3 separate regions of the Mus musculus genome follow, and all the other regions are linked to region 3. The links are chromatin loops, found by intact Hi-C in ENCODE. Cell type or tissue: left cerebral cortex. All regions are shown on one strand.

Region 1 (8,000 bases), 120 kb before region 3:
CTTCCTTCACTCCAGGTTGATTTCAAAGTCATTTCCCAGAATTCAAAGTTGCTTGGATCCTGATTTCCATTTACCAGGAGCCTGGTCATTTTTCATCATTACGTAGAGAGGTGGCTCCGAGCTTAGCCCTACCATCTGTCCTCCCTCACAAGCCTGAGGGATTCACAGCAGGGCAGGAGAGTTTGCCAACTCTCTCCAGCCGGCTCTAGGGCAGAGTTGACAAATCACTTCCCAAGGCTGGGGTAGACCAGACAGGAAGAACAGTCCCCTACATAACTAGACAGAATCAGAAATTCAAGAACAACAGGTCACCGCAAAAGCAAGGTCACCCTCTAGAAAGAAAAGAGCATCCCTGAAGCAATAAGGCCATGGAATTCAAACCTGATCCAACCTTTAGACTCCAAAGGTCTCCAGAAAAAAAAGGGGGGGGGGGCTAGAAACTCCCCAGGGCTAACTGTAACCTCCTGCTCCGTACAACCAAAGATTAACGATACAACCATGAAGCTGCAACACAAGCCAGCAGATCCTTTATAATAAGCACAGACTACCCACCCATCCATCTCCTGGGAAGAATATTTAACTTCAGAACAGGCAGGGCCTTAACATATTTATACTTCTAACAATTAAGCTTCGAAGCCATGGATTTTGATTATCATCAGACTCCAGCTATTTGTAGGTGGTTCTCAGTCAGCACATAGCTCCCTGCTGTCCATGCTGAAAGGGTGAGTGGGTAAGAAAGCAGAAGGAAACATGGCCGGCTGCTGTATCCACAGCGCTTGTAATGAAACAATATCATCTTCAGATAAGCTAATTGGTCTCCTTTCCAGCTTCTTTCAAACAATTTTGACAAACTGTTTGGTCAGAGATAAGAAAGCACACCATGCTGGAAGAAACAAGAGACAACACAATCAAGTGTGACCACCTTAGGCCCTGCCACTCACCACCTTTGTACATCTAGCAAACCCTGCAGCCCAAGCCTCATTCGGCTCACCTCCATATCACCAGTAAGTACTCCATTAGCCACTTGACCTATTTCACATGGCATTCAGGGCTCTCATTCGCTCATTCCCTCCCTTCTCTGACAGGTTCTCTCTATAGCTCAGGTTTGTCTCTACTCCCAGTTCTCTTGTCTTCCAAGTGCTAGCACTGCACGTATGCATCACTGTGCCAAGTCTCTGCATTTTCGTGTTGAGAATGGTTTGGGCAGCTTATGTTTAAAGCCCAAATTTCAAATACAGCTCTTTAAGTAAGTGACCTCCTTGTTTCCTAAGCAGTAGAGAGCAGAATGCCAATACCTTGTTTTGTAGAACTCTTCGGTGCTTTATACAGGCCTAAGATAAAAGAAGGTTGTAGTAGCTTGACTGTGATTTAGTGGATGGTCACATAACTAAGAGAATATAGGCAACAAAAACTGGACTTAGATTGAGTTTCTAAAAAATGAAGACACGATGGCCTGGGAGGAGATGGGGGTAAATATGATCAAAATAGAATTATAAAAATTTCTAAGAATTAATACATTAAAACAAGAGGATCTTCAGTGAAGAACTGGCTTTCTTTTAGCCTTTACAACTAACACCCCCAGAATAATCTAGTGGCCTTTTGACAAACACCTTATCTGATAGTAGGTTGCAAACATACACACTCATACAAGCACCCCCCCCCCACACACACACCTAAAATGAACAAAACAATCCAGGAATTCCTGGGACATGCTTTTCAGAAAATATTCTTATAACTTTAACTTGACTACTGTCCTAAAGAAAAGACACTTATATAAGCTGAAACAAAATACATTTATTAGGAATAAAAAACAAAGCAAAACAAAACAAAAAACTCAAAACAAAACATGCCTGTCACATCTTAGCAGATACTCTGTACATCTCTGAATGACTAACTTTTTCTTAAGGGCTTATCTGAAAATTGAAGGCAAAATGCCCTTTCTCATGTACCCAAGTTTCTTCAAAGAACAAACATGGTTAATATTGTGCCCACTACAAATAGAGAAGAGGTTTTCTGTTGTTCTGTTTTCCATTAAACACATCATTTATACAGTGCCAACACAAAAGAGAAATAATGGTTTTAGTGTTTTATTGGGGGGGGGCATTGGAAAAAAACCAATGTTAATCTTCCAGTTCCTCTGTTGTTTAATTTTTTTCCCAATACAAATAAAAAATATATTTTAACCTAAATAATTCTCATGTTGACATGAACACATGTCAGTCCCCATTAAATATCCATCCAGAAGCCATACCCTACAATCTTACAAGGAAACAGGAGTGATGTCAGGGAGCCTGTACTTCTAACAGAGTTGATCAGCACACTGGTCAAGAGCCTCAAAGGTAGCTACACTCTCACTGGGTGGACACATGAAAACACCTAAAGGTAAAGCAGTAGGCAGCCAAGCCAGCTGCCAAGAACTGTTCTAAAGCAATTTAAAAAGGGAAAGGAAGATGGCTGTGTCAGCTCCTGAGTTCTGGTCTGTGTTTGCTCTTCATTGTTTGGCAGGGGGAGGGATGAGAAGTTATCTGAGTTTCTTCTTGGAATCAAGTGGCATCTTAGAAAAGCTGAGATGTGCAATTTTTTTCTTTTTGATAGATGAAATAAGCAAAGACTCTGGTCAACCCATTAAACAGCTTGTTGGAAACTGTTGCCCTGTCCTATTCAATCTTCCTATAGATCAGCTCTTCCTCTAATGACTATAGACACTTTTCATCACCCTAGTCTTTGTAAGCTTCCCAAGCCCCATCCTTAGACCTTCATGAAAGGATCTAGATCTGGCCATAAAGATCTTACTCTCATTGAACTCAGCCCTTGCAATGATAGTTGGAATACCCTGGCTCTGGAGGCACCCCAGCCAGTGCTACAAAACGTCTAGAGGAAGACTATCTCCCAGCATGTGTATTCTTCCCAAACCTCAAAGCCATTACATGGGTCCAGGGCTCTTTATTCTAGCAAGTTCTGCGTCAGCCTTAAGTACATTCAAGCTTGAGAGCCACCACAGTCTTTTGAGTATTTCTCAAATTTTTGTGAGCACAGACCACCTAAAATCTTTGGGGAAGTAGATATTTCCATACACAGTTGTGGGCCTGTCAAAGTACGTAAGTTTTAATAAGTTCTTGTGTGGCCTGAATGCTGGTGATCCACAGATAATATTTAGGGTAACAGGACCTTAGGGAACAGAAACTAGTGCTTTTATTCTGTATACTATTATAGCTATTAGAAATCGGATTTGGGAACTAAGTTCACATGATGCTGAAGCCCCTGAGGCAGTGGTGATAAGTAATCAAATGCTGTCCCCAAATACTGTATAGTTCATTTTAGAAAACACCCTTATCCATGCACGGGTGTGCACTTCAACTTAGATAGTGGGGACTAATGGGTCCTTTACTAATTTATTTAAGCTGTTATCACACTACAACTAAATCTCAATATTCAAAATGACTAATATGCATCTTTCAAGTCTAACATTTTTGATGCATAAGCATATTTTTTTGTTTCAAGACATTTTTAGAGCCTGAAGTAATAAGAAATCCATCAAGATGGGGCTAGAGAGATGGCTAATAGATAAAGTGCAAAGCCATAGGAGCACCCACAAACAAGTTGGGTAGGCAAGCTCTTTGATTTGCAAGAGACACTGCCTCAGAAAACAATGTGAGGAGTAACAGGGGAAATCTGTACCATCAGCCTCTTGGCTCTAGATGCATGCATACACATATGTATGCACTCAGTTGCAAGCATGCATATATACACCATAAGCATATATGTAGCCACCCATATGCAGATCATATCACTACACTTATTATCACTCAGAAGGAATAAGGGAAGAATATACTGCACACTGATGAAACTTTTATGTAGATAATTTTAAATATGAATACTGTAAGAGACTATGATAACATTTAGGTATAGTCAGTAAAAAAAATTTTCAGGAAAGAAAACTTCATTAAAATAGCTAGATGAAATTTCCATTCACTAGTGTTAATACCTCCCAATTATATTAAAGGTATTATTGGAGAGAGGATGATTAAAGAACTACTCCACCTGACTCAGTAACTCGGCTGATCAAAAAGATTGTCATCTGGTCAATCAACTGCCATTTGAAAGGCTGGTCTAAAAATACCTACATTTAAGTGTCTAAAAAAATCTGATAACTTTGAATTGACTTGGGGTAGCTAGCAGGAAACAAGAATTTAGTATTCTCCCAAGATTCTCACTTGGAATACAATCACCAAAACTTTTCAAAATTCCCTCATTGCTACCTTCACACCAAAAGGCTGGTCTACCTTGATTCTCCTCTATGAACATGCTACTAAACTAGCTCTGTACCTGACAGCCGTTTCTACCAGCTTGCAATCTAAAGCTGAGTTCTTCAAGGTACTGTAGTCAGCAGTAAGAAAGATATACAGTATATGAAGATCATCAAATGGCTGAAGTACAGAATTTATGCAGGTGACTGGCCAGTCATCAACTCTAAGGGGGTCATGCAAACTTCCCTGCTTCACAGTGGACCATGAGAGCCAAGGGAGTAAATGGAGAGATTAAGAGAATAGTATGAATCCTAAAGCATTATGACTATGAAGTAGGTAGACACTCTTCCTTCCATATGAATAAAGACAAGCATGAAGACACTATTCAAGTAGCCAACAATCGCTCCACTTGAGCTGCTGTTCTTATAGTGTCAGGAATTAAATTGGAGCCAAGATTCTCTAGTAAGCTACTTGAGAAAAGGCAAATTAATGGGCACCAGGCTGTATGAAAATCTTTTTCATGGTTGCATACACAGGCTACCTCATGAAAGCCCCAACAAGTCAAGAAGTGAACACAAAAGGAAATACTCCCTGAAAGAACAAAATAACGTTTTGATGAACCACATCCAGGTTTGCTTGGAAAGGATGCAAACAGAAACTTATGGAGACATAGAGCAGTCCCAGCCATCTTGGCTTCCACATACCAGCAAGGTGTTGACTCGACTCTGATCAACACAGCATGTTCATGATCCCGTCGCACACTCAATTTGGCTTAGGATCACCCAATCAAATTTGCTAACACAGTAGACTCCAGAAGAATTGCCCATTAAAAACAATCCAAATACAGACTCTAAATGTGCATAAGGCCTTTGTGCTCTCCACTGGAGCTTATAGTATCTAACAGCTGCAACTGTGACTATTCTAGCTAATTGCTCTCAGCAACAAAAATAAACAATCGCTCCAGGAAGAAGACTGTGCCCGCCAAATATTAATGAATTTTTTAACAGTCAGAAATTTCAAATTTAGTTTAGAAGCTTTGCTGCTGGGAAGTCTCAAACCAAATAACAAACACAGAGTTGAGGAGGTACTGCCCCACCCTCACCCCGATGTATGCAGTACACATATTGATTGTATTTTAACCCTCCCCTCTACCCAGTCCAGCCCCCTCCAAGTGAAAAAGGAATGTGCTTTGCGTTTGAAGGAATTTAAGCAATCTGAGATATTTTAACTCGTGCATAACTTTTTAACATATGGGGGAAAAGAGTCACACTGATTGGAGCTATTTTTAACGTGCAGCTCTTTCGTAAAAATAGACATTTACTCATAAGGATGCTTGAATAGAGAGCAGGCCCAATCTACGTCTCATTGTTAAGAAAGAGGTGAAAAAAGGCTGCCATGCTTTCCCGAGAGCGGCTGATGCTTCGCCTGTGATGTCATGGCAGGATCCAGGTGCACTCTAACGAGTGTCTTTTAAGCTCATCAATCCTTTTAAAAGTGCACTTCTCCATCAGCTACTTGTCTGCGTACATGCAATAAGGAGCCAGTATTTACCCAGATCCTTGCAAGAGGAAAGATCACTGCAATCAGAGACAGAGGGGAAGAGGAGAAAAAGAATTACTTCCCTACAATTGGTTCCGCAGACATCCTCTTCCTGGCCGAGATTAGGGAAGAAAGCATTTTCTTAGCTGACTTCCTGGTACTGGCATACGCATCTGTTCTCCATGGCTGCAGATCCCTCCTCGTCTCATCCAGGACCCTGGCATACGCATCTGTTCTCCATGGCTGCAGATCCCTCCTCGTCTCATCCAGGACCCTGGCATACGCATCTGTTCTCCATGGCTGCAGATCCCTCCTCGTCTCATCCAGGACCCTGGCATACGCATCTGTTCTCCATGGCTGCAGATCCCTCCTCGTCTCATCCAGGACCCTGGCATACGCATCTGTTCTCCATGGCTGCAGATTCCTCCTCGTCTCATCCAGGATCCTGCTACACAGAGTACTGCCATCAAACTGCCAATTGAATGCTGTGGCAAGCATTTACACATTGCCACTGTAAGCTTTACTTTGGAGCGAGAACCCCAGTTTTGGATTTTCTTCAGCCCATTCACACAAATCTAGGGGAATACACTAATGGGAAACCATGCAGAATTCTTGATTTTCATTCCTTTCTGAAATAATGTTAAGCAGTAATCAATACAATAAAAGCCACAAAGCAGCTTTCATTAGATCTGCCTTAAGTCAACATGTATTATTTTATGTTTTCTTATGCTAAAGCACTGGTCCTCAACCTGGCTCTCATATTCCCTACTTCAGGAGGAGGGCTGCCAAATGATATTTTCAAAGAACTTTGAAAACATCAGATATACTGCTTACCAGATATTTATATCACCATGTATAACAGTAGCAAAATTAGAGTTATGAAGTAGCAACAAAAACAATTTTATGGTTGGGTGTGTCACCATAATATGATGCGCTAGATTAAAGGGTTTCTGTCAGGAAGGCTAAGAACTACTGTGCTAAAGAATAGTAATGTAAAAGTAAAAACATTCTATCAGAGAAGAAAATTAATGTTTGAAAAAGTATATTAAGAAGATTACATACACAGACACAACTTAAAAAAAAAAAAGAGACAAACCATGATTCTGAAGGAAGATGCAGCAAATGCACGACACTACAAATGCACACCCATCCTCACCTCGACTCTCCTAGATGCCACGCCCATCTCAAGATGACGACAATTTCATTCTGCAAGGTGCTTCACCAGAAACCAATTCTCCTTTGTTTTAGCGCCTCGATGATAATGAACGGCAGGATTACAGAAGCCAGGAGAACTGAGGTCCAGGGCCAAGACTCAAGTGAGACCTGGCTCACTTATCTGCAAAATAAGATATTCTAAAGGAGCTCTCTCAAGGATCTTCTAGCTCACAGGAGTGAAAACTATAAATTAAATCTCCGGTCTAGAAACAGCCCGCGACTGGTGTGGAGTGAGCTCTTGATGTGCTTTTAGTGGGAGAACGGCAATTACAGGTAAAGCATGCATTTTAAAGGTTCCCAGAACCCGTGCCACAGTAGACTGCTGACTGTGTGCCAAAGTAGGATTCCCTTTAGGACAGAGACCAATCGAATGAAAAAACAGAGTGGAAAATGACTTTGAAAATACACAACTAAAGCAAAAGCAAAACGATCCATCCCTTAAGGCTCAGGATAAACTGACAGAAGGTTTTCAATGAGCGGTTTTTTAGGTTGCGTGGCGTTATTGCTACCTTATCTAGTACTCAGGGATGTGTAATCTTAATACAGAAACATAAGCTATAATTTACCTGTGGAGGATTTCATACAATGTCTAGGTATAAAAGGGTACTTCTTAAGGAACCATGTGAGAAAGGGAATGTTAACACGTAGTTCATTGTGCTGGGAGGAAACACACAGCAACAATCATTCTTGAGGCAGAATTTTACTAAATATTTAGTATAGGAAACCTCTTCATTTCTGGTTCAACTTTAAGGCAACGATTATGTTTTCTTTCCGACAGAACTCGGGCATTTGGAGTATGAACGTCTGTATTACTCATTATTGCTATCTATGTTTGCAAAATTACCTTTTGAAAAAGGAGAGGATCTATAACATACATGTAAAATGTGGGGCTAACTTCTGATCCAGGGCTCTCAGTGTTTCTTGATGTATTGGCATTAATTCAGAGTCCCAGGAAACCAAAGCGCTTCATCTACTGGATGCCTAAGTGACAGTGTCACC
Region 2 (8,000 bases), 500 kb before region 3:
AAAACATCAAACTCAACTGTTGAACACTGTAAAGAAGAGTCTTAAAACAGCAGGGAAGCCATAGCTCATCACTACAGAGACCAAAATCAACAGATAATTTGCACAAGCAAAATTACTTCTCAAGAAAAGAAAAGAAAATCATGTACCAAAGTAATTAACTATCCCAAGGGACCTCGCAAATACTCTTGAACCTAATAAACCAAGAAAGATTATGGGATAAATAGTAAAGTATGAAAATCAACTGCAACCCTATGCATGAGGCATTTAAGTAGAATTTGAGCATTTAAAAAAATCTATTTAAAACAGTCCTTAATAATTAAGCATTTAGGCTTTTCAGACGCTACTTTTGCGAATTGCTGCTTGCTGCAGCCACGGTCAGCTCCACCAAGTTCTTTAACATCAAGAGCAATGGGAATGAGCCCTGGGGCTGTTCCTCCTTCACACTGTTTACAGGCAAAGTTCCAAAGATAGCAGAAAACTTTCGTGCTCTGAACACTGGAGAGAAAGGATTTAGATCTAAGGTTCCCCCCTTTCACAGAATTATTCCAGGATTCATGTGCCAGGGTGGTGACTTCACGCCATAATGGCACTGGTGGCAGGTCCAAAGAGAAATCTGAGGATGAGAACTTCACCATGAAGCATACCAGTCCTGGCATCTTGTCCATGGAAAATGCTGGACCAAACACAAACAGTTCCCAGGTGTTTGTTTGTTTGGTCTGCACTGCCAAGACTGAGGGGCTGGATGGCAAACATGTGTCTCTGGGACGGTGAAAGAAGGCATGAGCATTGTGGAAGCCGTGGAGCTTTTTGGGTCCAGGAATGGCAAGACCAGCAAGAAGATCACCATTTCCGACTGTGGAGAGCTCTAATTTCTTTTGACTTGTGGGCATTTTATCCATTTTATTCCTTCTGTAGCTCAGGAGAGCAGCCCCACCCCATCTACTCACGATGCCCTGTAAAATCCCTGCTCTCACTGAAGTTCTCTGGATTCCATATATTCCTCATTCCTCTCCAATCTAGCTGGATTGCAAAGTTAAGTTTATGATCATGAAGAAAAACTAAATAAGAAAAAAAATAAGTATTTATATATAAGTCTATATGTGAAAAACTACAAACCAAGTCTTTGTTTTTTCTAAGAAAATTTATTTTTAAGAGAATGTATTATAAGAATATACTTCTCATTTTATTTTTCTAAATAAATGAAAAATGGAAATATATATATGTGTATTTATGGCTCATTTGTGTTATAATTTGGCTGTAAAACAATGTGTTTCTCCTAATATACATGTAAAATTTTGTGCGCGCACACACACACATGAGCAATGTAAAACATGAAAGTATAAAACTATCTGACAATAACAATATAAAGTGAATTCAACAAATGCAAGGTTGGCATAATATAAAAGCAATTGTGAAAATTTCTACATAAAAGTAATAAATGGCATAAATACACAATTATCTGAGTAGGAAAAAGTTGATACCCACACAAGAATAAAAGCTCCATTGTGTAAAGGGTATGCATAGAACAATCTATGATTAGTACTCTATTTCTTGATGAAAGACTGAATATGTCCCTTGACACTGGGTATAGGTAAATACTCTCAACACTTCTAGTCAATGTACTATGGCAGCATAAGAAAACTAAGGGAATCTACCTTATAAAGAAAGAGCAGATACTATATCTGTGACTACAATATGCAACATTCCCACATGAATCCACATCTTCATAAAGGTACTACAAGTAAGAAAAGACCTCATCATGGTCAATATACCGAAGGTGAATACATAGATTTAATATGTATCCTGTATGAAATATAAGAAACTCTGTTCCCAAAAAGCTTCCAAAGGGGCAAAGAGTTAAATCCAATAAAAGATTTACAAGGGACTGGAGAGATGGCTCTCTGACTGCTCTTCCAGAGTTCTTGAGTTCAATTCTCAGCACCCACAATGGTGGCATATAACTATCTGTAATGGGATCCGATACCCTCTTCTGGGGTGTGAAGACAGCTACAGTGTAATTATACATAAAATAAATAATTTTTTTAAAAAAAGCATTACAGTCTTATATAGAAAACTAAAAAATTGTTCACAAGAAAGAAAAATATTTAAATGAATGAAATACATTCATATTCAATCTTGGCTAAAATTCCCCTCAATCTATAAGTTCAGAGAAGTTGCTAGCAAAATGAAGAGGTGGAAATTTTTATAGAAATTTGAAAGATGTTTCTAAAGTTTATCTTGAAATACAATTTTCAAAAACTAACTAAACCCATTGTGGGAAAAAGTAACAAAATTAAGAGTGTTCATGTGTCCAATTCAAATTTAATGTAATTATACAGGAATCAAAACAGTGGAGACCTGGGTGTGGGGTGGAAATCAAAGGAGCAGACTCAGGAATTCAGAAGTAAATTCTTAGATCTATAGCTTCTGATCTTCATAAAAGGTGCTGAGGTCCTTTTATGGAAGAAAGTATTTTCAACAATAGTCATGAGATAACTGGAAACCCCTCTGTAAAAATGAGAAAGTTACACCTTTAGTTCATACCACTCATAAAGTTAACTCCAAACCGAAATATCTAAAACTGAAGAGCTTTAAGAAGAACACGTAGAATATGCATGAATTCCTTGAACGCGCAGAGATCTAGGATGAAACGCACCACCGTGCCTGTCAGGAAAACTGTTCTTAAGTTAGGAAAAATTCTCAGATACAACAAAAACAGAATGATTGCTAGAGGAAAGAAAGCTAAGATGTTGGACAGATCATGAAAATTAAATTGCTTGTGCTTCAGAACACCCTAGAAAATAAAGGAAGTTAAATCATAGGCCAATAAATTGGGAGGAATTGTCTCCAACTTGTATATCTAATATAGATATACTATATAATTTGCTATTTCTATCATATATAAAGTACATTTATAACTTACAATTGAAAAATGTAACAATAAAGCAAACGAGAAGACTCAGACTGTACTTTTCACACTCACAGAAACCCGCATATACACATAAAACAATTATGTGGAAGCTAAGTCACTATACTTGTTTTCGGGAGTTTGAAAGCTACATGTCCCCAACATCTCGTTAAACTTTCACAGTGGTGTTTGTTTCCAATATTGTTCTTCAGTGCTTATTATACCCTGCATTGCCATTGTCCTTATACGTGCATGCCTGAACAAGGTCACTGAGTAGTATTTTATCATCCTTTATAAAGGAAAAGCCTATGCCAGAGCCTAGCAAACACAGAAGTGGATGCTCACAGTCATCTATTGGATGGAACACAGGACCCCCAATGGAGGAACTAGAGAAAGTACCCAAGGAGCTAAAGGGGTCTGCAACCATATAGGTGGAACAACAATATGAACTAACCAGTACCCCCCTGGAGCTTGTGTCTTTAGCTGCATATGTAGCAGAAGATGACCTAGTCGGCCATCAGTGGAAAGAGAGTCCCATTGGACTTGCTAACTTTATATGCCTCAGTACAGGGGAATGCCAGGGCCAAGAAGTGGGAGTGGGTGGGTAGGGGAGTTGGGGGTTATGGGGGCCTTTTGGGATAGCATTAGAAATGTAAATGAAAAAAAATACCTAATTAAAATAAAATATAAATAAATAAATAAATAAAGGAAAAGCCTGTACAGTACACTATGCATAGTGGCTATTAAATTGTCATGATTACAGAATGAAAAGAAAGCAATAGGCCCTCAATTAAGCATCCCATAAATGAAGACAGAATGAAAAAAGCATCAAATTTGTCCTTTCATGTATACAAATGGGAAGTTTTAAACATCTTTTGCTGATAATTCTTACTCCTAGCAAATTCCATTGAGCACCATTATAGAGAATTGGCCATTTATATAGAGTTCTTGAAAGTTGTATTCCACTTATCTTAGGGTTTGTTTGTTTGTTTGTTTGTTTGTTTTTTTCTTGAAAATACCTATTCGGTGTACTTACTTGACTAGGATTGACAATCAACATCACATTCTATTGTTCATTCTGAAGCAGCTGAGACTGCCTTTGGTCCATCTATGGAACACTGAGAAATCAGAGAACTAAATATAAAGTCAGAGGTACCAGAAAAATGCCACTGCCTAGGATTCATATTGTTTGGCCCTGGCACGTAGTCTATCAAATCAATTATTTCCAATCTGTTCATCTTTAAAATTCATGTGTAGCCAAAGAGTAAAACATAATGGCTCTCTGAACCAAATGTGCATACAAAGCAAATAAGTACTCATTAATTATGCATGGAATTACATACCAATTATTTGTGAAGAAGCCTGAGAGTGTTATAAATATGATCTCATTAGTTTTCTCAAATTCTTCATGAGCATGAGAGGTAATCATTATTATCTCTATATTTAACATATTACTATATTAATAAAAACTTTGTACATTGTTATACTTTGCTATTTGGAAGGCTTACAACCCCTGAACTTTCTAAAACCAAGGCTTTCTCTAAGAGACTGCGAAAGACTTTTATGTGGAGTGAGAAAATCTAAAGCCTAGTGTTACAATCTCTGCCCCCTTGTGGCTAATTCGGGAAGGTGCTGCAGGCAGCTGGATGACCCAGCCACTGGTAACTACTGTAGCAGTGAAGATGAGTCAGCTCCAGCTGCCTCTTCATGGCTGCTGAACTCCCATTGCTGCTGCCTAAGAACACCATGTTATATTAGGAATTTTAGTGTTTATATTGGAGTGTTACTAATTTGGACAACAGATAGTGATGGCTTGAAAAAAACTGCAAATGGACAGAGTAGGGGGAGGGGGGGGCAGAGGGAGAAAAATACATAGTCTGAGAGTACCAACTCTTTGAGCCAAAAATGGCCTCCAGCTGTACAGACTCCATGAGAGCAACCGATTAAGGAAAATATACTCAAGTAACTAGAGACTGGGAAAAACTCAACCTCTGAAAATCAGTAGAGCCACTTCCTTGTTGGAGCATGGTCTTTATTAGTGCTCATTTCTTGTAGGACAAATGGAGCTTATCCTATCTGTACCCCTAAGCTATTGAATTCAGGTTTTATTCTATTGCAAATTGGCATCGTCCTCAAAAACATTTATTAATCATACATAGTAAGTGATGTTTCCAATTGTGGGGATTGTTTTCTCTTGATTTTGTTCGTATGTTTTGGCAGTCACTCAGAACCAAACTCTGGCACCGTGCAAGATGCATTCCAGTAACCCTTAACTTTCTTTTAATACTGCAACTGGAAGGATTGTCCCTGGTATCAGGCAGGATCTACCACACCCAATCAAAACATGAAGCTCAGTCCTTTTTCTTCCAATCACTCTTGTGATCCCTGTAACTACTATCATTTCAGAGAGGAGTTCTGCCCTTCTAACACAAAGGCAGATGTCTTAGATGCCCAGTGATGGAGGGTCATCATGGAGGAACAAAAGCAACAGTTCCTGTTTTCGAAGTTTCACTGCGAAATGATGTTTGCCCCAATTCTGTTCTTAATGCCTTCTTACAAGGTACTCAAGTGACCTCTATTGCTTTATCCTCAGCTTCCATGATTACAACCTCTATCATAGAAGCTCAACAGGTTTGTAAGTAGCTGAGTATATGTTCTGAGCCTTTTAAAATAGGTTTATTTAAATATATGTTATTATGTCTGTCTTATTTAGTTAATTTAGGTATTACTGTTATATAACACCATGACCAAAAGCAATTTGGGGAGCAAAGAGTTTATTTGGTCTACAAATCATGATCATGGTCTAAAATTAAATGCTAGAGCAGATACTCAAGACAGGACATGCACCCTGGAGGCCAGACTATGGAGGAGTGCTGCTTACTGGCTTGCTCCACTTGATCTGCTTAGCCTGCTTTCTGATACCATCTGGCATCAACTGCTCAGCAGTGCTACCTCCCACAGTGAGCTAGGCCCACTCCAAATATTGCCTACAAGATTGTCCACAGGCCAAGTCTATGGAGGTGCTTTCTCAGTTCATATTCTCGCTTTCCAAAGTAAGTCTATGGTGAGCACTGTTATTTCTCTAATAACTTCATAGAAATGATGGTGAAAAGTGTGGTCCTATTTAGGAATTAAAGAAAAAACTCTCTTTCATTTGGTATTTCTATTTGATTGGTTTGGAGGTTTGAAACAGGATCTGTCTGGGTAATCCAGACTGGCCTTCAATTTACAATCCTTTTGCCACAGCTTCTCAAGGGCTAGGGTTGTCGATATACATCACCATGCCTAGTTCCACTCATGTTTTCCTTCCTCCAAACAGTTTTTAACATACCTTTTGTGTTATACATTTCATTATGTACTAAGTATATATTGCAGAATCATATATGCATGGCTCCTACCTTGATAGATTTGATACTCTATAGAGAGAAACATAAATAACAAAGTAATTAATGTGCATGTTGCTCAAGGTGGGCTTTACTATGTTGCAATAGTGAGTAGCCTCAAATCAAAGACCATGCGGTCTTTTGTCCTTTTCATGAATCTTGCTGAAATTAGTACTACAAGATGACTCTGTACATCTTTGCCACTCGATGTTTTAGCTGGACAAAGTTTAGTGTAATCAACTCTAATGATTACCACAATTTAAAAGATCAGTTAAATGTTCTAAAGATGGCAACTAGAGCAGAACCATTCTGGAAAATAACTCTGGAATTGAGTCAGCTTGATTCGAACCATGAAACATGAGTGAACATTCAGATACAAGCACAACCTATAAAACAATAAGGAGCTTAAAAAAAAAAAAAAAGGTCAATATGGTTGAAACACAGTCAAAGAAGAGGGACCTAAAATAAGGGACAGAATGAAGTCTTTCAGCGTGGCATATGCCGCAGTGGGAGTTGTGGAGCAAAGAGAGCCTTAATCCAGGCAGTAGAATCTTGTGAATTATGCCTGCCAGATGTAATGTAAAGAAATGTCAAGAGGAGAATCCATGAACCTACTGCATTTATCAGAGGAAGGAAAGCCATGAGAAGTAGAGAAAAAAAGATAAGAGAACTCAGACTCTCGTTGGTGGTGGAATGAAAAATGGAAGCAATCAGATAAAATAGCTCTGGGAGTGTAGGAAAAGCATGAGTCAGGAATGACTCCAAGGCTTCGGGTATGAGGCACTGAGTAGGTGGTGTTACCATTTACGAAGCAGATTAAGGTGGGGGAAAGGAAGGCTCTGTTTGATTATTATTTTGTTTGTTCTGTTTTGTGGCTGGTTGACTGTTTGGCTGGTGGGGGTGTCTGGATGAAACTTTGAGAGTTTCTTTAAAAAGTCAAATTTAAGAAAGCTGTGACACAGCCAAGCACAGATCAAACAGGCAGTTATTTGTACATGTCTGAAATCCATAGATGCAGTCCTGGATGGTTGTAGATATTGAAGAAGGAGGCAATCTATAAAGAGTTAGAGGGGAAAGTGGGAGGGGGTCATGGATATGAATAAGTTCAAACACATACACACACACATAGAAATACTCAAAAATAATTAAAGATCATCTATTTACTTTTATGTAGTCTGTAGGGGAAGGGAGGGGGAATATGATCAAACCATATAGAAAATATTCAAAGAACTATTATATATATATATGTATATATATGTGTATATATATATATATATATATATATATATATATATATATCATCTGCATTTGCAGTTATAAAAGCCAAGAAAATAGATGAGAGAGGAGAATGTTTATAGCATAACACTTAGCTCTAAAATTTAGACTCTGGAAACAGAACTGGGAGAAGAGCTTAAAATTGGACAGCGACAAAGAACACTTCCATAGAATCTAAGGATATGTCTTTAATTACAAAAAGAAGGGCAAACTGTGTTAATTCCTCTTCGACAGCAAAATTAGTTTAGGATTGAAATTGAGGTCCACTCATTTATCCACTCAGAACAGGATAATATTCTATCTTTGATTTTTTTTTCATCTGACAAATGTTCAATGATTTTTTTTTCCCCTCCCTGAGTCTTACATTGTGTTGGCACATACAAGCAATGAACAAGGAGATGAATGGGACAGTGACTTCAGGGAATGCAAATGTT
Region 3 (8,000 bases):
TACAAACAGGCATATAATAATAAAATTTTTAAAAAAATTGAAAAATCTAGAATAGAACAAAATAAAATGTGGGGTAGGGGGGGCAAGCCATAGTGCAAAAATATATACAGACACTGAAACACACACTTTCACAAACAGAGAAAACCCATAAAAAAAAAACAAAATAAAAAAAGATATAAGCAAAAGATATACAAGCGGGGAAGAAAAGCCCAGACAAAGCACTGGGAGACAGAAACTTCCAAAAACTACTACTGAGTTCCTTAAGTGTTGGCTGCTTACTGCTGGACATGGGCCTGACCTTTTGTATAGTCACTGATACTCCATTTGGAGAAAACTAATCTTTCCTTTGTAAGTCATCAACTAGAGATAGCTTCTGTGTTAGGGCTGGGGGCTCGACAGCTATTTTCCCTGGGGATTCTCAGAAAGAGGCAGCGGAAATATGCCCTGTGGATGGAAGACATCAAGGAAACCAGGCCGTCTAGACACTTAAGACACTATGGCAGCATGCACAGGGACACACTTTTTTAAAGAAATAAAGTGGCTTGCCAAACAAAATCTGGCAAAGAGAGGGATTGTGAAAAGTCTTCATAAACTAACAATTCCATCAATGGCAAAATCAAACTGTGGCTTATTTGATGAAGTCTTTTAAGCTAAGCAAAAATATCAACAGACATACTTACATTGTTACTGCCTGAATCAGTACCCTGACCAAGCAATTATTAGGAAGCACTGTCTGATGACAGATGCTTTTGATCCCAGCACTCTAGAAGCAGAAGCATACCAATTTCTTGTAAATTGGGGGGCAAGCCTGGTCTATATAGAGAGTTCTAGGCCAGCCAGGGATATACATGAGACCCTGTCTCAAAAGAAAGAAAAAAAGCACTTATTTTACTTCAAAATGGGATACAGTCCGCCTCTTTTCAAAACCATAAGTGAAGGGAAGAAAGGATACAGGAACACAAACCTGACTGCTAGGCTTGGCATTCAATGTATAGTTAGTTAGGAGAGTAACAGCTGCCTGATTGTATTGTCTTTTAAAGGAAAGATGAAAATTGTATCCCAGCTGTTAAAGATTTCAAGGTCTACAGTGGATACAAACCAGGTGTTGCTGAATAGATCTGAGCCTCAAAGTTTACCAGTTAACCAAGAAAAATAAAAATTACAGAATCCCCACCACACCTGATAACTTAGTACCTAGAAAATTTACAACTAAAAGCCTGCCTTTTTGCACAGCCAGAAAATGAGCTATCAGGGAAGAAAAAAATCCAAATGAATGACCTTCGCTGAGCAGCACTTATCAGGTTAGGAGTTCCATGGACTCTTCTTCATTCACAGCGCAAATCATAATTATAAATAATAAATTACACACCTTTTACATGCATTTCCTTTGCAATAAATTCTGAGTTCTATGTCATAGACCCCACCTCCTCAGTACTTAAGGTCATAAAGAGCACACAGTACAAATACAGGTGTTTACGACAAAGATTAACTTTGCACAGGGAACAACCAACCAACCAAAAAAAAAAAAAAAAAAAAAAACTGCCATATATAAAGTAGCAATGTAATCATTTTTAAACTAATACAAATCAAAAGAAAATTGGATCTTCAATCAAAAGAATTAATCATCAAAGAAAAAAAAATCTTAGAAGTCATAAAACCACAAGAAAACCATAAAGCTTAAAACCTACAAAATAGAGCCCTAAAAGAGATGTTTAAATTTATTTTGTATGGAGACAGGGTGCATAAGCAAATTCACGTATGCAGAGGTAAAAAGAGAACTTGTGACCATCTCTCCTGTCATGTGGGCCCTTGCAATCAAATTCAGGCCAATAGACTTGGTGGCAAATGCCTTTTCCAGCTGAGCCATCTTGCCTGTCCAAGAGAAAAGTGGTTTTTTGTTTTAAGTTCTCTCTAGAATACAAAGTTTTAAAAGCTACCAGTAAATTTTTTTAGTTGCCCAAAAAGCATAGTGGCTGTTTTCAAATGTTCACAAGCTATATAATAAAGTGCCAATCAATCTGCCTTGTTTCTTTAAGCCAACAACAAACACTGGGCATGAGAAACACAAAGCATGACTGACGGCTGCAGCTTGAAAGAGAGGCCCAAGGGGGCCTGCATTAAAGGCTTGCTTCTTCCACAAGTGCAGCTAAGAGTGGACCCTTACATGGAAGAGTGACCCTTAGGTCACAGGTGACTTGCTTCTCCTCCTCTTCCTGTTTGCTCCACGGTAATCTTTCAAAGTGTCAGAAAGCTGGAAAATATATCAACCAAAGTAAAACTAACTAAATAAAATTCCTTAAGGAAGAGGAAGGCCAGATGTAGTGGCACACACCTTTAACACCAGAAGGCAGGATACAAAGGCAGGAGTTTCTCTGTGAGTTCAAGGCCTGCCTGATATAGATAAGTGAAATCCAGAACAACCAAGGGTCACAATGAGAGACTTGTCTCAATAACAAAACAAAACAAAACAAAAAAAAAAAACCAACAAAAAAAGCATGAAAAAAATATTTTTCTCAAAAATCTGTGGTGGTCTATGCTAATTAAAAACAATACATTCAGACACCTGAAGAAGTAAAGCTGCCATGTCCTATAAACTAGATGTAAAACCCTTCCCAGCTTTAAATTCTCAACAACTGTTTGAACGTGTGTTCCATCGGGTACTGCCCTAAGTTACAGCTGAGCAGTGTGGAGTACCCTGAGCAGGAGCCCACCTGCTGGCTCTGCTCTACTCTGCCTTCCCACACTGCCTGTTGGGGCAATTTTATGCCAGAGGCACCCTGTTGACCTTATTTACTTTGGTGTATACTAGTTTCACACAGCATACACGGATAACATGCCTACTGCATATGTAAAACAATCCACACTGAAGTGGAAATCAAAAGGCATGCCAGCATGCAGCTACTGCTTCCCGGTTCTAACATGAATTTAATGCTTCCCAGCTCTGGGGTGGGGGGGTGGGGGGGGGTGGAGAGGGTAAAATCACACTGATTCTAATATGATGTAAGACTACAGCTTAATTACAGTTCAAGTAATATTTTCCCTAAAATTCTCCCATAGTGAATCAAATTCTGATAAAAATGCAACTGAAACATTCTTGATATAAGTCTCAAAAACTCTATCATCTGTCTCTGTATTATCTGCATTCTTAACCAGGAGTTGGCAAAGGGAGCCTGAACTTACACTGTAAACAGACCAAGGTGTGAAAACAGATTACGTTGACTCTGCATTCTTTCCCATTCACTGGCACCAACTTTCTGACCATGAAGCTGAAGAACTGCAGAGCTGACCTTGATCCCTCCTGGAGGGGGAGAACCAAGGAGTCTCTTACACCAGGGCTGTTCATCTTGGTTCATGTTTGGACATCCTGTATCTTACTCAACGTACAAACTGATTTTTTTTTCTTTCTTGAAATAAAACAAGTGGTATTTCTAAAAGCCCACCAGATTTAGAACACATTTGTGTCACAAAAGTAGCAAGCTTAAAAAGATCAGGTCTCCAAGAATCTGTACTACAAGGAACAGGGGTTATCAAATGTCACTGCCATTGAGAATACAACATACAGTATTTCAATCTTCTTTCTTGATCTTAACAGCATCCAAAAATAAGTCTGCAGATGATGTCTTCATTCCCTCACTTAGAGAAAACAACCCATAGCCTTCCTTCATACAGTTCCAAAAACTAATTCTGCACGTCAAGATTGCCAGCTGGCACCAGGACGAGAGAGAAAGAGAGAGAGACAGAAAGAGAGAGACAGAGAGAGAGAGACAGAGAGAGACAGAGAGAGAGAGACAGAGAGAGAGAGAGACAGAGAGAGAGACAGAGACAGAGACAGAGAGAGAGACAGACAGAGAGAGACAGAGAGAGAGAGACAGAGAGAGACAGAGAGAGAGAGAGACAGACAGAGAGAGAGAGACAGAGAGAGACAGACAGAGACAGAGACAGAGACAGAGAGAGACAGAGAGACAGAGAGAGAGAGACAGAGAGACAGAGAGAGAGAGAGACAGAGAGACAGAGAGAGAGAGACAGAGAGACAGAGAGAGAGAGACAGAGAGAGACAGAGAGACAGAGAGAGAGAGAGAGAGAGAGAGAGAAGCCTGCAAAGGAATCCTTTCCAGCAGTCACCTAGTCTCAGCCCTAGCATAAGCCTGGGTAGAATCCCAGCCCTAAGGAACAAGCTGTGGTCATTCTCCTTTGAAGTGCTGCAGATTCCAGAAAGCATAAGCTGGTACAGCTGGCCCCACCACTGAAGAACCCAGCAATTAGGATGAAGATAAGGCACAACTGCTGCTGGATGACCCATTTTACCACAAATGCTCACAGCAGAAGTGAATATTCTCCAGACTTTAAAGCTGCCAGTGGATGGCCCTGGCCTCGGGCATCAGAGCCAGCAGGACTGCCAGAGGGAGAGAGAACTTCACTGGGGCAAGCAGAGGAAAAGGGAGTCAGTCAGAACCTTCCTTCCCTGCTCCTATGCTGCTTTCTTGGAGCCTCACACTTCTCACAGGTGATTGCCAAGGGAGCAAATGACAAGGTTCCACACCATGTCATCACTGCTTTCAAGCATCCATCCATCTTCTGACTCAAAAAAACCCCCACTTTCAATGGCTTACTACCTTTTAATTGTTGCTTACAGAATGTGATGATCCTTTTTTGTTATATGTTTGGTGTTTTGTTTATTTAGTTACTGTGCCACTGAATTACGTACTAACCATGTATTCTGCTGCCAGGTACCTACCTTCCTGGGATACACACCAAGTCAAGCATACACAGAGACTCATCTGCTACCCATCTCTCAGCACACTGATAACTTGACTGAGTCTTCGCTGAGCTCTAAGAGGTGGGCAGCAAAGACAAAAACCAAAACCGGTATCTTTGCTGTTTTCAGACCCTAAACGCTGTGTTGTCTATAAAGTTTAAAGTTCCCCCCAATATGCACACAACACTCTTAGAAGTCAACCAAACTCAGATGACTGTGAAAACAGCCAACTCCAACTGAGGGAATAAACCTTCACAACACATCAAGGTGATCGACATACAGGCTGTTCAATCACCTTTCAGAATGAAATATACTATATATAAATGCAGCTACCACCAAAAGGGCATTTGTAGACTGGAGGACAAGAAATGACAGGCTTGAAGAAGCTGCCTAGACATTTGCTCCTGGAAGATGGGGCATTAGGAAGACACAAGGATATACAAATCTCTCCTCCATAAAATAAATGAGCAGTTGACCTATTGTCTCTTGACCTTGAAAGTAAAAGCCCTAAAAAAAGAACCAAAGAAAGATAACCTTTATGAAAGTTTTGGGAAAACAACCGTGGACCAGTGAGATGACTCAACCAGCAGAAAAGGGAGCCAGCCATCCAATGATGTAAGCATGATTAGAATACAAGCTGAATACATGTGAAAGTGGAGAGGACAGATACACAAAGTTGTCCAACCTCCATAGATACTGTGTTATGTACATATGCACACACACACACACACACACACAAAATAATTTTTTGAGGAGAAAAGAGAGCTAGTTTTATTTTTACAAGAAAAGGAAAGAAAGCTTATTTACCAAAGAAAGTTGCTGGTACATACATAATGCTACTGAGACTAAAACTGTAGAAAGGTTGAGCTTTGGACCTGTTCTCAGCCAACAGCAGAATCAGACATTCTCAGCATCTCTCTGCAGCCACAACTTAAAACATAGCAGGTTTTGCGTAAATATTTTTCCCCTATGACTGGCTACTTGGCAAACCAGGGAACAGTCACACATACCACAAAAGAGGATCAAAAGAACAAAAGCCACAGAAAAGGAGGAAGAGACTAGAAAAAGCCACACTTCTGTCCCCAGAGAAGTGTGCAAGAGTCTGACTTGCTTATAGATGCCCAGGACACAAAGATAAATCCCTTTTCCCAATTTCACAGTTTTTAAACTCTTGGGGCCTTAGGTGATGCTTATGGAATTAATATTACCTATCATTTTCTGTCTATTCTCCTAAACAGACAGTTAAGGAATACTGTACGAGTTTCTGCAAAATGCTCTTATCTAAGGACTTGGTGATGTGATGGTGAAAAGTATCATGCAACCTTCCTGGCTTCTGCCAATATAGAAACAAAGGCACACGTTTCAGATACACAGCATAAAAGTACTGAGTACCACCACTCACAAGGACCCAAGTTCCCTCCTGCCTGCTCGGAGGCTCACTCCCAACCTTCTTTACAGAGAGAGAGAGATCACCCTCTGTGCTTTTTGTTTTTGTTTGGGCAAGAGTGTTAAACCTATTCTCAACTCTTCACCAGCACCTAATGGCCCAGACACCCTGCAGGCACCTCAACTATACACTACAGAAAAGATCAAACACAAACAACATTCCCATCTCCAGAATCATTGCATCAAGGAATATAGCTAATTAAGACTTAAATGCTGCTCAAAAGTCAGCTTAGAGTGTATATGTACTAATCAAAAAAATAAGTAGAGTTAATGCAAAAGTCATTTTAAAAATAAAGATATACTTTTGTTCATACTCAAAATAACATCAAAAAATTAGCTACGCCATGTAGGCTGTGCCAATTTTTAAAACTGCCAGCATTAAGCTCCTATTATTCCGAAGAGTTTTTCTAAGATGCTCAGCACAGGAACACATTCTGATTCATCGTTATAACTGGCCTAGCTCAAGTGGCTGCCAGGAGAGCAGAGCTTTGTGGGCATTGTTCATCCTCAGGAGCTGCATTAATGCTGGCTTGATAGAATAGGTCTTCATATCTGTTTGCCAGGCTGAACAAAAAGTTAACTAGAAATCTAAGTGCTTAAAGTCACCGAAGGGAAGGCTCTACACTGACATTTTCTACCTACTTAGCATTCATCTGCATTCATCTCACTAGACATTAACACACACCAAAGTTGCTCTCTGCTATTCAAATCGTGCTATTATGCTCAGGAGTGGATTAATAATATCCACCTTCCTTATTGTAAAATAAAATTACAGCATTGGTCCAAACATGACATGTGGTGCCTCTTCCTAGTTCTGCTGGCGCATCAGCTTGCTCTACTGCACACGAGGGAGAGAGCTCACTAAAGGTGCCCTGCTGTTTCTAAAGAGGGGGAGACGGTGCTGAAGGCTGAAAAGACTAAGGGGAGGAAGAGAGAGGAACATATATAAACCGCACACCTGGTAGCCTGTCCAATCAGCTCTTTTTGAAGCCATCTGAGAGGAGAATGTCTTTTCTAAGCTGACACCATCAGCAATGAGACTAGCAGGAGGCCAGAAGCCTCCTTTACAGGGCTTGTAACATCCTATTAGTTTTCCCAACACCGGGAATCTTCTGCAGAACCCAAAATATCTTTAAAAATAGAGAGAGGGGGAGCATCAGGAAAGAGGATTCTAAGTTCTAAAAGCCCTCGAGGAACGAAGGAAATGGTGAGAAAGAGGCACACATCTTCTAAAAGAGAAACGGCTTTTCAACCAAAAGTTATCGAAAAAGAATAAAACTGGACTTCTCTAAATGAACTAAAAGAGGCAAAGATCTAAATTTTTAATGAATCTAACATAATTCAAAGATTATTTTCAAACATTCACAAAAATAATAATTCAAAAGAATACGAAAATCTTCATAGAGTTAACTTTTTAATCTCTATGGTTCTGGGAGCTATAGTGTCTGTCACAATCAGAAACATCTGCAAAGGGCAGGTCGTGTCCCCGAACTCAACAAAATCATGGTTCATCTTCAGGACGTAGTGGACAGCTGTGTGCTCTGTTGCTGGGTCCCTTCAATTTTCCATGAGGCAATTAATATGGTTATGGATCTTTATATGAACTCTCCAAACTCAGTCGCGAAGACGATGACCCAGAACTTTTATAAGCCCAGTTCTCAATGGTGAGGGGTGCAATTCAGCGGGCAGAGTGTCTGTCCAGCACACACATAGCCTGAAGCGGGGTCTCCAGCACCATAAACACTACAATCCCAGCATTCTGGAGGTGAAGATGTGAGGACCAGATGGTCACGGTCAT

The links. A loop is a pair of places that touch in the nucleus more often than their neighbours do. Peaks named below come from ENCODE experiments on the same cell type or tissue, not always from the same donor. Only the 100,000 strongest peaks of a DNase experiment are listed, where the experiment ranks them.
Region 1: a loop joins it to region 3, with 2.3 times the contacts of the local background. A loop is called at or near these places in 4 of 42 quality-filtered maps.
Region 2: a loop joins it to region 3, with 3 times the contacts of the local background. A loop is called at or near these places in 3 of 42 quality-filtered maps.

The regions. Positions count from the first base shown.
Region 1 is chr4:91,239,107-91,247,106 of GRCm38, forward strand. It overlaps a transcript of Elavl2 not described here. Among named protein-coding and RNA genes, the nearest start is that of Mir6402, 130 kb to the right of the region's middle. In left cerebral cortex, no CTCF peak of the experiment used is centred here; DNase peaks (open chromatin) are centred at 4,999 and 5,627; H3K27ac peaks cover 566 bases.
Region 2 is chr4:90,856,509-90,864,508 of GRCm38, forward strand. It overlaps the pseudogene Gm12632. Among named protein-coding and RNA genes, the nearest start is that of Gm25244, 140 kb to the right of the region's middle. In left cerebral cortex, a CTCF peak has its summit at 4,528 (motif pointing left); DNase peaks (open chromatin) are centred at 4,568, 5,837, 6,856 and 6,999.
Region 3 is chr4:91,355,686-91,363,685 of GRCm38, forward strand. All of the region lies in intron 1 of Elavl2 (ELAV like RNA binding protein 1), which reads right to left. Among named protein-coding and RNA genes, the nearest start is that of Mir6402, 14 kb to the right of the region's middle. In left cerebral cortex, no CTCF peak of the experiment used is centred here; a DNase peak (open chromatin) is centred at 3,664; H3K27ac peaks cover 382 bases.